Regions from separate parts of the Mus musculus genome. Here region 2 is linked to region 1. Evidence: chromatin contacts called from ENCODE Hi-C or POLR2A ChIA-PET data. All regions are on one chromosome and are shown on one strand. Each heading gives the region's core, a stretch centred on a gene start or an enhancer-like site at or near the end of the contact. The rest is flanking DNA. Distances are from core to core; before and after follow the strand shown. Region 1 holds the start of Hoxb8 (homeobox B8). Region 2 holds the start of Hoxb3 (homeobox B3).

Region 1 (5,123 bases), core at 1,830-4,329:
TATCTGCTTTCATTTCTCTCCCCTATTTCTAGTAATAATGAAAGTTTAATCGTTTGTTGCCTCCTCTGCTAGTTCTCAGAGAACCTGGCTGAGCAGATATAAGGACGTCTTTTGCACAGTGGCCGCTAGATGGCATCCTTGCTCCATATGAAATTTCCCAGTGCTGCGGCTGCCGGCCCAGCGGCTCTACACAGCACCTTGTTCGGCCCTGTATCTAGAAACAGAGAGCTACCAAAAGTCATGAGAAATTTGCACATAATAGAAAAAAAAAATAGGGTTTGTTATGGCTCTTTCCCCTACTGTATATATTTCAATTATAACAGAGTTCCTTTCTCTCTTCAAATGGTTCATTTTCTGAATTTCTCACAGTAAGAAAGCTGTTTGCCAGTTGCTGTGTTTGATGGGGCGAGAAATGCGTGGGAACCGGAGATAATGTTAATAATAAAAATATAGAAATAATAGGCACAAATCAAGGAGGCGAATTGATTTGAAAAACTGAGATTTTCCTGCAGTGGGGGCGAGGGAGGAATAAAGTGCAGGACAATGGGTCAGGTGAGACTGGTGAGCCTGCAGGTCTTTTGAAGAGGAAGCTACCCCAGGCGGGCTGCCCACACCTGCTGAAGAGAGAATCCGGACGTGCCAATCTGGGAGATTTCCAAATTTGGGAGAAATGGGGACCTGGCTTTGGTGAAGATTCGGTGGTGCTCCAAGTCAGAGGGGCCACTGCCCCAGGGCGCCGACTCCAGAGCCTTTACATGTGTGCAGGTCTAGGCTGGCCGAGTGCCTGGTCATCAAGGCTCGGACAGACTCTCCCTAGGGGTGCGGAATGCAGGATGCGGGATGCGGGATGTGGGATGCAGGATGCGGGAAGGCTTCAGAATCTCCTCGGAAGGCTCAGTCAAAACCCTGCGCATTTTTCCTAACAGCAGTAGAGGCAGACATGGCGACGGGGAGCAGTCTCTGGCTTTTCCACGCTTCCGGACTCCCAGGTGAGAGCTGCGGCTTCCTCGGGCGCGCCCAGGCTATGCCCTTGGCGTCCTTACTCTGGCAAACCTCGGGGAAGCCAGTCCTTCTGGGACGGAGCAGCTGGAAGCCTGGACCCAGGCACTTTTCCGTTCTGAGGTTGTCCCTCTGACTGCCTACAACCCCTTTGGCTGGTTCCCAATCTTCACTTTCCTCTCAGTCCAGCCTGAACCTGCCTCCAACCTGAGCCTCCAAAAATGACCCCAGAACCCCGTGTGGCTTCTTCTCTTTCCGCAGGACCAGGTGTAAAGAGGCCAGCGGAGTGTCTTCTCAACTTGAGTTTCTCCAATAAATCTGCCCTCCGTTGGGTGTTTATAACTGATCTCCGAGCTCTTTCTTGTTTTTTTTTTTCTTTCTTATAATAGAAACATTTTCCTTCCATCAGAAATTTCTGGCACGGTGTAGGGATGATTTAGAACAAGCCATTGAATTTCTATCCCACCAGTGAGTCCTCAAATCATGACCATAAAATCCCCCGCACTTGATAAAAATGTTCACTTCAGCAACAACTTGACACTGCTTTAGCTTGCCTCACCGACCTCTCATCCGTGTGGAAAAACAAAACCCCACAGCTTGCTTCAGTTTCCCTCTCTCTGGCCCCCTCCTTTTCTCTCTCCTTTCTATATACACTGTACTTCAGAAGGCCGAGTGAAACCCTTAGTGCAGCTTCTTTGGAAACGTGGTTTCATTTTTACAAAGATTCTGGCTCATGGAACCCCTCAAAAAAAAAAAAAAAAAAAAAAAAAAAAAAAAAAAAGAAGCACCTTAGAGAACGGGCAGTAGATTTAATTTATTTGTAAAATTGACTCTGCCTTTGTTCTAGGACGTTTCTTTCTCCTTCTCTCTGTCTTTCCAGTCAGTTCCCTCAGGAGACCATTGGTTCTGCCTGCCACCCTAAGGTTTGACCCCCCCCACCAGCCATGTGCCAGGTACACAGAGGAGGGCCTGGGCTTGGAGTGGGGCAGCCAGTCATTTCTGGATTTGAGGCCTCAGATCTTCAGGTGCTGGAGGTCCAACTAAAGGCACCCCAACAAGAGAAGAGGGGAAATGGAGACCTTGGTGGCCTTGTTTTTTTCCACTCCAAGGTTAGTGCAGGTGGTCAAATGGCTATGGGGACATATACCAATAACAGGTGCCTTTTAAACCCACACCTTTGTGTTGGGCACGGGAGAGCATAAGACAGCAGTAACCAAGGCCTTGGTACCCAGCCTTAGTCTCCACTACCCTTACCTCTTTTGCTGTGTGGATGAAGAGGTCACTATCTATACCTGGAAGGCTTGTGTGTAGAAGGAATGGGTGGTTGGCCCCAGAAAGCTGGGTGTCAGTGGGGCTTGGTTTCTGAATGCCAAGGCCCGGGGCACAGGTTTACAGCCACACGAGATATCATCCTTTGATATCACTGGACCTTTCCCTCTAAAGTGGCCAAAGCACCTCCAGAAGACCCCCCCCTTTCTCTTGCAGCTCCCCCCAACCACCAGCAGGTAAAGCTCCTGTAAATGGCAGAATTGGCAGCCGCCTGCAGAACTTTGTTCCACCTTAGCACTGCCCATTAACCAGAAAGTTTCTTCTTCCTCTCTCAGGCCCTCTCAGACTCCCTTTCCACAGAAAATCTCGCGTGTTTGCTTAATGAGGGAAAGTTATGTGCGTGACCTAGGTGAGGACAGATCTCGGGGTGGTTTGGGGTCTCATAAGAGCCAGTGGGGTCAGGTGTGTCTGCAAGGGAGAAAATCTCGGGGAAAGTCACCGTTTGTGCCGAAAGGGAAAAAAAAATCCACAGCAACCCATAATCGGTCTCATTTCAGCTAAGTCACCCCCACCGTGCTTCAGTCGGGCGGCGGGGGCGATCGAAGCTGCAGTTTTATAGCTGTAGAGGAAAGAACTCGTAAAATGCTAACAGCTTTTATGCGCTGCAGCATAAACAACAACAGACTCCGGCTTTATTGCGTTTTATAGTTTGTTAAAGAGTTTACAGCCGTTTTTTTGGGGGCTGGTTACCCAGCCAATTCCCTCCACACGATAGTTAAACCTTTATCAATAATAAGGAAATTGATCATTAAAGCTTTAAATATGACTACCTCGTTTGTTTGAAAATATGTTTAGGAGAGGAAGCTGTATGATTTGATAACTTGTATTAAAATACCAATTACATTTATAGGACCTTTTAAAACTCGGTGCAATTAAACCGTGTTCTTTTACATTTTTCCGAAGCGACCCTGACATTTAGAAAGACTCCAATTGCCTCGTTAAAATCGCGAAATTAACAGCGTGCCTACGCCAGGCTCAGCGTTGTGGATGTGTGTGTATGGTGTTTTTCCGTGACTCCCCCACATCAGTCTTTGGGGGTGGTCTGCGAAGGTATTTGATTTGTTGTGAGGCAAGAGATATCTCATTAATGTAGGTAGTTAAACAGATTTAATCCGTATTCGTTCTCTCTCTCTCCCCCCTCCCTCTCCCCCCCTCTCCCCCTCTTTCTCCCTGGGTGTTTTTTTCTCTTCCCCTCCTTTTTTTCTGCCCTCTCCTCACTCCCTGGCGCTCTCTCGCTCTAGCTCTCTCTCGCACTCGCTCTCTCTCGCTCTCACCCTCGCTCTGCGTTCTGTCCGGGAGGAGTACCCAGAAGCCAATAGGATGCGGGGTCTCTAATGGATGCAAATGATGGTGAAAAGACGGGGCAAAATATGAAACAACTCATTTGGAGGGAAGTAAATCACCGAAAACTGTTTATGAACTGGCATCCCTTCTTCGAAATGTAAAGCGAGGACCTCTTTAAGTGGCGGTATATTTTTGTTTGGGGGGTGGGGGGTGGGGGGAGGGCGAGCGAGCCGCGGCTGCCATGCAGGCTTAGACTTTTGCAGGCTTCGCTCTTCTATTCCTGGAAATCACAAAAAGTGTGGCGGCTTTGAGATCTTCTTCGTCTTTTCTTTCTTTTCCTTCCTTCCTTCTTTTTTTTCCCCTCCTCCCTTTTCCTCTCCTTTCCTGGCGAGGGTGACTAGGAGCCGGCGAATCCGCGTTTTTTTTTCTCTCTCTCTCCCTCCCTTTTCCCCCTCCCCACCCCCTCCCCAACAGCCCCCAACTACAGCCTGCGCCGCCGCCGCCGCCGCCTCAAAATTCAATAAAATGAGCTCTTATTTCGTCAACTCACTGTTCTCCAAATACAAAACCGGGGAGTCCCTGCGCCCCAATTATTATGACTGCGGCTTCGCCCAGGACCTGGGCGGCCGACCCACCGTGGTGTACGGTCCCAGCAGCGGCGGCAGCTTCCAGCACCCTTCGCAAATCCAGGAGTTCTACCACGGGCCATCGTCGCTGTCCACAGCTCCCTACCAGCAGAACCCGTGCGCCGTGGCGTGCCACGGCGACCCCGGCAACTTCTACGGCTACGACCCTCTGCAGCGCCAGAGCCTGTTCGGTGCGCAGGATCCAGACCTGGTGCAGTACGCAGACTGCAAGCTCGCGGCAGCCAGCGGCCTGGGCGAGGAGGCCGAGGGGTCTGAGCAGAGCCCGTCGCCCACACAGCTCTTTCCCTGGATGCGCCCTCAAGGTGAGCTCCCGTCCGACCTGGACCTGACAGGGTGGGAAGGGGCCAGGGGGGCCCCCATGCCGGTGGGGGGGGGAGGGCTGGTGGGCAGTCCGGGAGTATCTTCTGCTCCTAGAGGACTTGTGGGCTCCGTTCCAAACACCTACCTCCTCTCCCTTCTGTCCCACTTTCTTTTCTTCTTTTTCCCCTTTTCTTTTTGCTTCCTTTGAAGGAGGGGGGGGTGTCTCTAAGCGAATTTCCTGAATCCATAAACCCCTCACCCTCCTTAACTTTTCTTCTTCTCCTCCTTTCCCCTTTTACTGTTTTATGGGGGCTGTGGAGAAAGACTGGTGGGTGTGGGGGCGCTCAACGTTTGCACTTCTCAATTGCTTTATAGTTTAATTACCCTGAAGAAACTTTTCTTCTGGGGCAGAGGCTCTGGGGGCTTTTCAAGGTGGGTTCGAGGTCCCCACTCTGGCTTTTTAGTCTTACTCCCCCCTCCACATCCACCCTCTTAAACTTTATGGCACTTTTAATGTATCTGAACCCCCTATTCTGGTTCTAGTTACCAGAGAAGGGGCTCCTC
Region 2 (5,123 bases), core at 1,063-3,562, 41 kb after region 1:
GGTGGCGACCATTACCTCGACACTTGGCTAACAAATGAGGCCAGGCTCGGCCGCTGCCGCCGCCTCTGCTGCTGTCGCTGCTGGATCACAGCCTGGATTTTTCTTTCTTTGTCCCCTACTCCTGACACCCAGCGAATGCACCCTCAGACTGCCAGATAGCACAGTGTTTTGGCCACGGTAACAAACACACACACATATAACTTTCCTCCCTGTCTGTACCCACTTTGGGGTGGGGGTGGGTGGGAAGACTGCTCACTCCCTTCCACCATAGACTTAGAAGGGGGAACAGAAGGGAATTGAAGGGCAGTCTGCACAACGTGGGTTCCCAAATCCGAGCCCAAGAAATAAATGAAAATGAAAAAAGAAAGGTAGCAATTGGGACACCCAAGAAGGCCTTCTGCTAGAAGGTCCAGCTAGGCCTGGCAGGGTGAGGGGCAGTTGAGTTCTGGGAGCTGGGAATGTCTTCTGGGCAGTTCACAGTAGTAGAGTCAAGGCCTTCTCTTAGGTTACAAATGAATGTGAAATTAGGAAATAAAATACTGTGGCCCTCCTACTCTGGAAGGACAATGTTGCAGAACCCTCTCCCGTTGTTATCATTGTTGCATCGTTTATTATTATTATTATTATTATTATTATTATTATTATTATTATTATTATTATTTTATGTCATGTGTGTCCTCTCTCCTGTTCTCTTTCTGACATTCCAAAACCAGGCCCCTTCCTACCTCTGGGGCTGCCTGAGCCTAGAACCTTTTGTTGGTGTGAAAATTTGTGTCCTGTACAGAGTGACAACAGAAATAAATGTTTGGTTTCTTGTGACCATCACATCGTGGTTTTGTTGGAATGTTGAAGTTAAGGGTGTGAGCAAGTGCGCCCCCCCCCAGTGTGTATGCCAAGCATCCTAGAGGGTATGGCCTCACAATTAAGTTCTCTCTCTCTCTCTCTCTCTCTCTCTCTCTCTCTCTCTCTCTCTCTCTCTCCTTTTAAAACTCCATTAGGAATTTCTTTCTCAGAAGCTTCTGAGTTGTGGAAGCTGGGTTTGTTTTCCCTTTGGGGTGCATGTGTTTTGTTTTAGACTTAAAAAAATTCCCCCATTCAGTCCAAAAATGAATCACAAGGATTGGGAGGGCTGATTCCAGTCCCCAAGGCGTGTGTGTGTGTGTGTGTGTGTGTGTGTGTGTGTAAGTGTGTGTGTGTTTCATTGTAGGACACCAGAGGCTTAAGTAGGGCAAAGTCTTTCATATGGGGATTTATTTGTCATAAGCAAATAAAATGCAGTTAAGCTGTCTCCTTCTAGACAGACGGCTCTTTGGTTATTAAAGTTCGAGAAAGGACTCCACGAGGCCAGCCTCCTTCCTCCCCGCAATGAGAAGGTATCACTTTCCTCTGAGGTGTTTAAGGCTTTAATGAGTCTAATTTTTTGCACAGATGTTTCTGGGTGTTTGCAGGGTTTCTGAGTATTTTTATATTACAAAGGAACTAGCCGGTGCCATAGCTCAAACTCTGACAAGCAAATAGATAATCAAGAAGACAAATGGGCTCTTTTGTGAAGCCCTGCTCCTGTATTAATTTTCATTTTCTTTCTCATAGAAAGTATCGAAAGTAAGGCTGGGGACCAAATAGCTGTCTGTCTCTGAGGTCCCAATAACCCCCTAGAATGGAATGGGGGGGGGGAGTGCAGGTGATCCTCAGAGACCTAGGCCAGGTCTGGGTCACTTTTGTGTACCACAGCCAAGAAGTTCTAAGGCCTGAAGTTCTAAACCTGGCTTCTGTGAGCCTGTCATGGCCCAGGATGCAGCTACGTTGCCTCCAGGAAACTCCACAGTTAAAAGTCATTTCAGTTTTTGTTGTTGTTGTTATTGTTCCATTTCTTTCCAGAAAATAAAGAGCCAACCTCTTGCACATGTTTGATTGTTGTTTATTTTACGTTTCTCTGGTTAGCCTGTAAGGTTAGCAGGAATCTGAGTAGGCCAGAGAACCCATCGGGCCAGTATCCCCAGCGCAGTAGAAATGCCCCTTAGAATGAAACCAGAAGACCAGTTTTTAAAGAGAAAGGAAAGAAGGATGGGAGAGTTGCCTGTAGCCCTGGAGGAGGATGAGAGGGTTAGCTTTGTCTTGGTTGTGGTGTAATGTTCTAGCTAAGGAGATAAGACAACCCTTAGTTGAGGGAAAAATAGTTCTTAAAAACCATAAGGCCTCCCCCCCAGGAATGTCTCTAAAGAATCAAGTCAAAGCTGCTCCTTGGAAGGTATGAATAGAATCTTTAAAAAGAAGGAGAAGAAGAAGAGGAGGAGGAGGCCGAGGACGGACCGAAGATTTCTATAGAGCTTAAAGTTCACAGCCATTCTGTGTAGACAAGAGCTAAGAAAAATGTGAGAATTATACAGAAAACCATTAATCACTTCTTTTCTTTAAATACGTATCCTCTCTCCTTTGTCATTATTCAACAGCAAATCTCCGCAGACCGGCTGTTGGGGGAAAAAAGTGTTAGCCGTCTCTCCGGATCGGCAAGGGGGAAAAATTTTGGAGCCATAAAGTTGAAAACTTTTTTCTCTCAGTTTTGGAAGAAGCCTTCCTTTCGTCATGAACGGGACCAGAGGAGCTCAGGCGAGAGCGGGCAAGAGGCTCAGAGGTAACAAAGCCCTGGCTTGGGCTGGCTTTTTCATTTTTTATTTTTTAATCATTTTATGGGCTCTTTTCACAAGTAAAAGAAAAAGAAAACCTCTCACCTCCTCTTTCTTTTTCAACTATCTTTGTGGGGTTTTATTTTATGGAGGATGCTTGGGCAGGTTTGCTACCTTTTATGATGACTGATGTTTGGGGAGAAAAGGAGAGACGTGGAGACAGAGGAGAGAGAGGCCTGGACACCTGGAGAGTGTTTGAACTGGTCAGGACGGAGGTGTCAGGGCTCCTGAAAAACACCAGAGAGGCTGTTTGTGAGGCTGTTCAGAAGTGTTTCTCTGGTTTTGAAAAATGCAGACAGGGAGAGCTTCTGTGTGTGTGTGTGTGTGTGTGTGTGTGTGTGTGTGTGTGTGTGTGCCTGTGTCCTGGGACTCCTGATTGTCTACACTGTTTACCAGTGAGATGTTGTCATTGAAGTCTCCTTTAAAAAAAAAAAAAGGAATCCAGTTCTTGACGGAGTCTCCTATCCTTGGAACTGATAGAAGTGGAATTGGTTGGGTTTTCTTCTTGTATCTAGTTTGGGATTCTAGATAAATCTTTACTCATTGAAAAAGAAACTGCTCAGGACCAGGTGCAGCAGAAATTCTCTTTTGTTCTACCCCCCACCCAATCCCATGCACCCCACACTCCAGGCCTCCTGGAGTCTCCCGTGTTCAGTTTCTTTTCTTTTTGCTTCTGGGTTGGGGGCTCTGTTCTTCCTCTGGGGGCCTTACTTCTCAGGCTGGGGAATTGGTGGACTCTGCATTAGACCTGAATGTGCTGTCCCCTTTTCCCTGAGGCCTCACTGAGAGAGAGTTTGGAGGCGGGAGGATGGCAGGAGGAAGAGTTCATGGAGAGGCCACGTTTTCTAGGCGATTAGCTTGGTATTAGAACCACAAAATGACCTCGGAAGCCCCTTGACCTCTCTGAGACTGGACATTGTGCTAGCTCTTGCTTCCTGCCCCAGAGGGAAAGTCACACCTCTTCAGGGTTCCTAGCTTCTTTATTCCCACTGTGGTCCCCAAATGCTTTGCTAGCTCAGAATTTATGTATCATTTTTCTATTGTTGTGGATTGGGAAGAAAGGTAGAGTTTTGTTTGTTTTGTTTTGTCTTTTTAAGTTAGCCCAGAAGTCCTGTGGGTAGGGAGTACTGGTGCTGATCTGTCTATATAAAGCTCCTTCCCTAGGTTTGGCTTCAGCCCCAGCCCCATCCCAACTCCATTTGCTTCTCTCTCTCTCTCTCTCTCTCTCTCTCTCTCTCTCTCTCTCTCTCTTTCTCTCTCTCCCTCTCTGTCTCTCCCTCTCTCTCTCTCTCTCCCCACCCCTCTGCCTCCTTTAAAGCGAGCTGAGGGAAGGAGAACTAAAGAATACAATACTGAGAGGTCAGACAGTCACCAGTCACAGATCAGAGGAATAAATTCCTGAGCTGGAGAGAAAGGCTTTCCACCATGGACACTATCTTGGAGATATTTCTTCATATTCTCTCCCCCCCCCCTCAACTATTTTCTGAAGTTCCTTTGTTTAGGGAGCTGTTTTTATAAACACCTTTATCTCCCGTACCCCAATCTTCCTTTTCTAAGTTCTTGTGTACCTCAATAAGCAGTAGAGTAAGAGAGCTGAAAGGAGGACCTCTCGCACGTTGCTCTGCGCGCGTTTTCCCTGCTAACCAAAGTTGGTAGAAACTTTTCAAGTCAAGAGATAAGTGGAAGACTTGCTAAAGGGGGGAAGCTGGAGTGAAGACCCCTTTTCTGTGACTGGCGCTCTATCTTCTGCATTCAATATCCTCAGTAGCAGCACACGTGGAAGGAAGGAGAGGGAAGGGAGGAGAAGCCTTTTCTTTCTAGTTGGGAAGAGGAACTGCTCTCCTTAAGAAAGGAAGAGGCTGTGCTTTGCTGGAGTGCGTGTGAGGCCTTCCTTGCTCACACTGTATAAATCTTTTCTGTAATTTGGGGAGTCTTGTCTCAGACAAGAAATAACAGGAGCCATTGGCTTTTTCTTTGTCCCCGGGTGGCATAAATGGAGGGACTGGGGTGGGGTGGGGGGTTCAGGAAGGGGTGGTCAGAGAGGCAAACTGGGACACTTTGATATTGTTGATAATGGCCAACTACTGCCCGTAAAGATACATAACGAACGGGCCGATTGTCCATCGCGGGGACCCTCTCTAGGTCCAAGTGACAAAGACCTAGTCACGTAGAACTTTTATAAGCTGTTTTGTGCGGTTAAAAAATCCCTGAGAATTAGGGGTTCACCAAAAGGAAGAAGGGTGACAATAGAAGGGAAAAGCTGGGGTCCCCCCAAACGTGTTCTTTCGCCTAGTCTCACCGCGGCGGAAGATCCTCCCCCCCTTTTCTCATTTCCAGACCTGAACCATTTTGGAGCTGGCGGCTGCCTGGGCTCTCCTTCCACATCTCTCGTGGCCACCCCCGAGTGAGGTCTTCCAATCTTTTGACCTCTCCCCCAGT

What was found. A loop is a pair of places that touch in the nucleus more often than their neighbours do. ChIA-PET counts read pairs that join two places held with the same protein, here RNA polymerase II (POLR2A).
Region 2: a map of ES-E14 shows a loop between it and region 1 (2.4-fold over the local background). The contact joins the promoter of Hoxb3 here to the promoter of Hoxb8 in region 1. A Hi-C loop is called at or near these places in 4 of 37 maps with a recorded cell type or tissue (ES-E14 and mouse embryonic stem cell). POLR2A ChIA-PET finds 5 or more read pairs at or near these places in 2 of 5 experiments (Patski and embryonic stem cell).

Annotation. Positions count from the first base shown.
Region 1 is chr11:96,278,826-96,283,948 of GRCm38, forward strand. Hoxb8 (homeobox B8) reads left to right here and starts at 3,080. Exons shown (of 2, transcript NM_010461.2): 1 at 3,080-4,561. The coding sequence starts at 4,138.
Region 2 is chr11:96,320,814-96,325,936 of GRCm38, forward strand. Hoxb3 (homeobox B3) reads left to right here and starts at 2,313. Exons shown (of 4, transcript NM_001079869.1): 1 at 2,313-2,632. Hoxb4 (homeobox B4) reads left to right here. Exons shown (of 2, transcript NM_010459.7): 2 at 1-825.